2 separate regions of the Mus musculus genome follow, and region 2 is linked to region 1. A link is a contact called in ENCODE Hi-C or POLR2A ChIA-PET data. All regions are on one chromosome and are shown on one strand. The core of a region is the stretch at or near the end of the contact, and the rest is flanking DNA. Distances in the headings are between cores, read along the strand shown. Region 1 holds the start of Ptch2 (patched 2). Region 2 holds the start of Hectd3 (HECT domain E3 ubiquitin protein ligase 3).

Region 1 (2,791 bases), core at 167-2,666:
GTTGTAGACAGACACATTCATTCCTCCTTAACTGCCCACCCCTTAAACCAACTGGGGAACCCTTAGGATTAAGCCCTGGAGCTGATGATGTTAATTTGCACAAGTTTGGCAGTATGTAGCAAGGCCAAAACCATATTCATGCTTTTTGACCCAAACAACCCCATTTCTGGGAATCTGTCCTGAGGACATTCTGCAAATGATTGATGAGAGGACTGTGTAGTAATATAAAATATTTATGATATAATGATTAAGAAGTCTGGAAGAATTGAGCAAGAGGCTAGCCAGATGTGATAGCAGTATCAGAACAACAGATTTATTGAAGTCTTTTTTTTCCCCCAAAAAACGTATTTTGTTTCTGAGGCAGAATCTTTCTAGGTAGCCCTGGCTGTTCCAGAATTCTCTATGTAGACCATGCTGAGACCTGGAACTCACAAGAGATGGGCCTGCCACTGCCCGGCTCCTTTCCCAAATGTTCTGTATGAGGAGTCAGACTTTTACCCTCAGATGACCGATCAGAGTTTAACAGTCAGGAGCACAGAAATAGCACAGTCACTTGGAAAAGCAACATGTTTCCCAATGTTGTACATAAATTATGTCATCACAAATACAATTATCAGACAGGCTGGGCAATACAGGACTGTTATAGTCCCTTAACTTGACAGACACAACCAGGATAAGGAGTTGAAGGCCAAGCTGAACTACTTAAGACCATGTCTCACAAAAAAAAGTTAAAATAAAAATTTAAAAATACAATACACAAACTGAATGTTAATAAGAACCACAAAGAAAAAAGCAATTATCTGCCAAGGCTTCCAAAAGTTTAGGCTGACTGATTCAAGTTCAGGCTTAAAAGTTATCTGCCAAGACAAAGGGGCCCCAACATGTACAAAGGCAAGAACATGTGAACTTAGGAAATTACTGAGGGCAATTCGGGACTGGAAGGCAACTGAGTGGGTGTGAGGCACTTAGAGGAAAAAAAAAAGCTTTAGTTGGATGGTGCAGGGCTTTGGGCTTTGGTGCAGCCGTGGGATTTGCATTTTAGAGCTGAGTCTGGCCTGCTTGGAAAGAGTGGAAAGGAGGTCCTTAGGGTTGCGCTGGGTCGGGAAGAAAGGGTGGCCCAAAGGGGACCAGCAGACTCCCTTTCTCAACATCCTGACTTACACTTGGCCAACGACTAGCGCCTCCAGGATCACCCTCCCTTCTCCTCTCCTTAGGGCCCCGCGGGCGGGCTGGGGAGCCCGGGAGGCGAGGCAAAGGGGTGGCCCTGCCTGGGTGGTCTCCTGCCCCGCCCCCTGCGGCGCCGTTACCTAGCAACGGATCCGGCTGCAAGGCAGCGGGTAATTTGCCGCCCCCTTAGCCAATGGGAGGGCGTCACCCCGGCCCGCTCCTTTTTTTCTGAGCCTCCTGGTGCTTCCCGAGATCCACAGTCGCCACCTTTAGCTGTGAGGTGCTTCGCAGCCAGTCGGGTCCACCCACACGCGGAGCCCTCTTTGGACCACAGCCCACAGATCCAGCGGGGCTTGGGGCCACCACCCCGCACCGCCGCTGCGGGCTGCTCCTGTGCATCTTTACGCGCGCCTCACCCAGGACCGTATGGCCGTTCACGGCAGCTAGGAATCCTCAGGTGAAGCCGGGCGGCACAAGGCGCCAAGCTAGCCTATGGCAGCGCTCAGATAACGCAGGTTGGGGGCGCTCGCGCCCCCCATCCTCACCAGCATGGTTCGGCCACTGTCCCTTGGAGAGCTACCTCCCAGCTACACACCTCCAGCTCGGTCCTCCGCACCTCATGTGAGTAGAGGGGCTGGGTTTGTAACTTAAACGTCGCTTGAACATCTGTAGGGCTAGAAGTCTAGTGTTACTGGATCTGTGTTTGAAGACAAGCGAGAGCCAGCAAGTGATTTGTTAGTTTATTTCCTATTATCTGGTCAGTGAAAATAGTTATGTCTGTGGGTTCACCTCTTTGCCTAGCTGACAACGAGTGTGTGTGTTCACGACTCATAACCTTCTAAAAATGGGCATTTTCAGGTGTGCTTATGGAGAAGGCACAGGGAAAGAGAGTTAAATCTTCCACATTTGAAACCTTTATCTGTAGCTGTTTCCTGCCCTGCATCCAGAAGTCAGGAAACTGGGACTTGACCGGGAGAAAAGGGAAAGCTCCTCCATTGTTGTGCTGACAGCTGGCTGACCTCCTCCTCTCTCTATCCCAGATCCTAGCTGGGAGCCTGCAGGCTCCTCTCTGGCTTCGAGCTTACTTCCAAGGTCTACTCTTCTCCCTGGGGTGCAGGATCCAGAAACACTGCGGCAAAGTGCTCTTCCTGGGACTGGTGGCCTTTGGGGCTCTGGCACTGGGTCTCCGAGTGGCTGTAATTGAGACAGACCTAGAACAGCTCTGGGTAGAAGGTGAGTTACTGGAGCTGGCCGTAGCTGCTTTGGTCAAGGATCGAGAGGGCCATCTCCTGTTCAGAGCCTGTGTATCTGGGTGTGTTGCAGAAAGCCTACCTCTCTCCCAATCTCCCTCAGTGCTGTGGATGAAGCCCAGGGCATTGTGCAAGCTAGGCAAGTCTTTACCATCAACTGTCTCACACCTATCTCTCTCACCCATAAATGGACAACTCTAGATGGTAGCCTCTTATGAATAAGCTTGTGGAATATTCATCTTTGATTATGTGTCTGCTTATTTAGCGTTTATAGCTAGGTTTCTTTTAACTGTACATCAGAGTTTACAAATGGAACAAGATGTATTTTTCAATAGCCAAAGGAAGTAAAATGTGTGTGGGGGTAAGTTCTAAAC
Region 2 (2,791 bases), core at 127-2,626, 100 kb before region 1:
ATCCAGTAAGGGGATTAGGGGAAAGGAGTTAATTTGGGGAACCGAGCGGCAAGCATGAGAAGCTGGGATCCCCAAAACGAGAAAGGATCAAAGCTGATGGTCCCAGGTGCTAGTTAGAAGTTCTGAGTCACCTCGAAAGAAAGTCTCGGGACGCAGTCCCGCACGGTAGTCCCTGGAATGGAGACTGCGGGAAGAGGGGGGGGCAGGGAGCGGGAAAGGTTCTGTTCCATGACTGCAAGATTTGGAATCTCAGCGACTTGGGTTCAGACTTGGAGAGCTCCAATAAAAATAAGAGTTTAAGGACATATCCCTGAATTGGAAGACTCGGATCAGAAAGTAACGTAGCCACAAGCGCGTGCAGCAGAAAACTCACCCGAACCCGTTCGCCTCCATGGTAAACAGTAACTGAGCGGTCTCCGCTTTAATCTGAGGCTCCGCCCCGACACCCCAGTCCCCGCCCCTTCCTGAAGAGAACCCTGGGCGGCGCCATATTGAGAACCACGTGACCGATCCAGTGACAGCTGTGGGGCTGCCCTCCCTGCTGCCCGTAGGACCCAAACAATTTTTTACCGTAAAGTCCACTGTTGCGACGCAGTAGCAAATGCCCCAAAGAAATGACTTCCCAATACATGTTAAAACTTTTCTCATCTGTGGTATAGAAGACTTAGTACAAGCCTCGCTCTCACTCCAGTCCATGAGTCTCACAATGTCGTCTAGCTGTATAGAAACCGAAGATTTTAGGCTCTACATTTACACTACTAACCAATTTGTAGAAGTGGTAAGAGTGCTGAGCAGGACAGGAACTGCTCTAGCAATCGTCTAGGAAGCCAAAATCGCATTTAAGTGGGCAACGATTATTAGTCTCCTGGAATTAGAAACAACAAATAGCATCTATCCAGAACGATTGTACATTCCTATCAGTGACTGGAAAAGGGGTCATTCTACCAAACATTTTAGTCACACGCCCCCTAGGATAGTTGAACAATTTTTATAAGATTTCTCAAGCCTGGTGTGGTGGCTCACGCTTTCAATCCCAGCAGTCGGATGGTAGAGGTGCGAGGATCTTTGAGTTTGAGGCTAACCTGATCTACAGACTGTAGTGAGTTCCAGGACAGCCAGGACTACACAGAGAAACAAAACAACACAATAACAACAAAAAGATTTCTTCAAATGTAATATTCGTTGGGGACGGGGAGACAAAGACAGGACTCCAAATCATCAGAGTGGGTCGAATAAAGACTGAACAAGGATAGTAGCACTCGGTGGCGGGTTACAAAATAGGAACACCTGACACTATGGTGGTAATAGGTTGTGCATTTAATCTAAAACATACGGTAAGGTAGGGTGGGAGGTGGGGCCGGGTGTGGTGGGAAGCTCTGCTTGCTGTCCCCTGGCTGCGGCCGGCCAGGGTTTCCCTGGACGAGTCTCACTTCAGCGGCTTCGCTATGGCCGGCCCTGGCCCCGGCGCGGCGCTTGAGTCCCCGCGGCAGCTCCTGGGTCGCGTGCGCTTCCTGGCGGAGGCGGCGCGGAGCCTCCGGGCCGGGCTGCCACTGCCTGCGGCGCTAGCTTTCGTGCCGCGGGAAGTGCTCTACAAGCTGTACAAGGACCCGGCGGGACCCTCGCGCGTGCTGCTGCCCGTGTGGGAAGCAGAGGGCCTGGGGCTGCGTGTGGGAGCCGTGGGCGCTGCCCCGGGCACAGGCTCTGGACCCCTGCGCGCCGCCCGTGACAGTATCGAGCTCCGGCGCGGCGCCTGTGTGCGCACCACTGGCGAGGAGCTGTGCAACGGCCACGGGCTCTGGGTGAAGTTGACCAAGGTGCGCCCCGGATGGCAGGGACCCCACAAAAGACCCCCTGGATCTAGCCAGAGCCCTGGTTGTTCCGCCCCCTTATCCCATAATGAGCTGGCATTGCTTTCCGTGCTCTTTGCCCCGGGCTGGGCTGGGCGAGCAATTGAGTTGATTTCTGTCCCCATCTGACTCGTCCCTGCAGGAGCAGCTGGCCGAACACCTGAGTGACTGTAGTCTGGACGAAGGCTGGCTTCTAGTGTGTCGACCAGCAGAGGGCGGAGCCCGCCTTGTACCTATTGACACTCCCGACCACCTGCAGCGGCAGCAGCAGCTATTTGGCGTGGACTACCGGCCGGTGCTCAGGTCCTGCAACTCAAAGGACGCTATTTGGTGTCTGGCGGATGCGGAGGGTTTCGAAACACAACCAAAATCTAAACCTTGGGTTGTGTGAGAGAGAGAGATTTGGGTGGAGGTGGGGTAAGAACTGGCAGAGATGAGACCTGAAGGGGGATGAGGCTTCTAGGCTTGGAGCTAGAACTCCAAGGCTCCAGATCCTGAAGGTGGTGTCCTGTTTCCCCGTACCTCCCTCCTCATTTACTCCACTCTGTGCCTACAGATGGGAACAGGTAGTGGACCTGACCTATTCACATCGCCTGGGATCCAGGCCTCAGCCAGCAGAGGCATATACAGAAGCTATACAAAGGCTACTGTGAGTTATCTGGAACGGGGTGGGAGAGGAGGGAGCAGGGCCTGAATCCAACCTAATTAGGGGCTTGGGGCTATTTAGCTATGTGCCCCCAACATGGACATATGAGTGCGACGAGGACCTGATCCACTTCTTATATGACCACCTGGGCAAAGAAGATGAGAACCTGGGTAGTGTGAAGCAGTATGTGGAGAGCATAGATGTTTCTTCCTATACGGTGGGTACTGGACTCCTCCTGTGCCTAGATACAGTCACATCCCTCAATGCTAGGTCCAGAACTCCCATCACCAAACTAGGG

The links. Hi-C counts contacts between places; a loop is a spot of excess contacts on that map. ChIA-PET counts read pairs that join two places held with the same protein, here RNA polymerase II (POLR2A).
Region 2: a map of T-helper 1 cell shows a loop between it and region 1 (2.0-fold over the local background). The contact joins the promoter of Hectd3 here to the promoter of Ptch2 in region 1. A Hi-C loop is called at or near these places in 3 of 37 maps with a recorded cell type or tissue (T-helper 1 cell and heart). POLR2A ChIA-PET finds 5 or more read pairs at or near these places in 3 of 5 experiments (all embryonic stem cell).

The regions. Positions count from the first base shown.
Region 1 is chr4:117,094,640-117,097,430 of GRCm38, forward strand. It overlaps Ptch2 (patched 2), which reads left to right and starts at 1,417. Exons shown (of 22, transcript NM_008958.3): 1 at 1,417-1,788; 2 at 2,208-2,400. The coding sequence starts at 1,717. RefSeq lists enhancers at 513-2,211, 1,052-1,510, 1,073-1,572.
Region 2 is chr4:116,993,958-116,996,748 of GRCm38, forward strand. Hectd3 (HECT domain E3 ubiquitin protein ligase 3) reads left to right here and starts at 1,377. Exons shown (of 21, transcript NM_175244.4): 1 at 1,377-1,814; 2 at 1,990-2,150; 3 at 2,404-2,496; 4 at 2,575-2,710. The coding sequence starts at 1,446. It overlaps Urod (uroporphyrinogen decarboxylase), which reads right to left and starts at 456. Exons shown (of 10, transcript NM_009478.4): 1 at 374-456. The coding sequence starts at 393.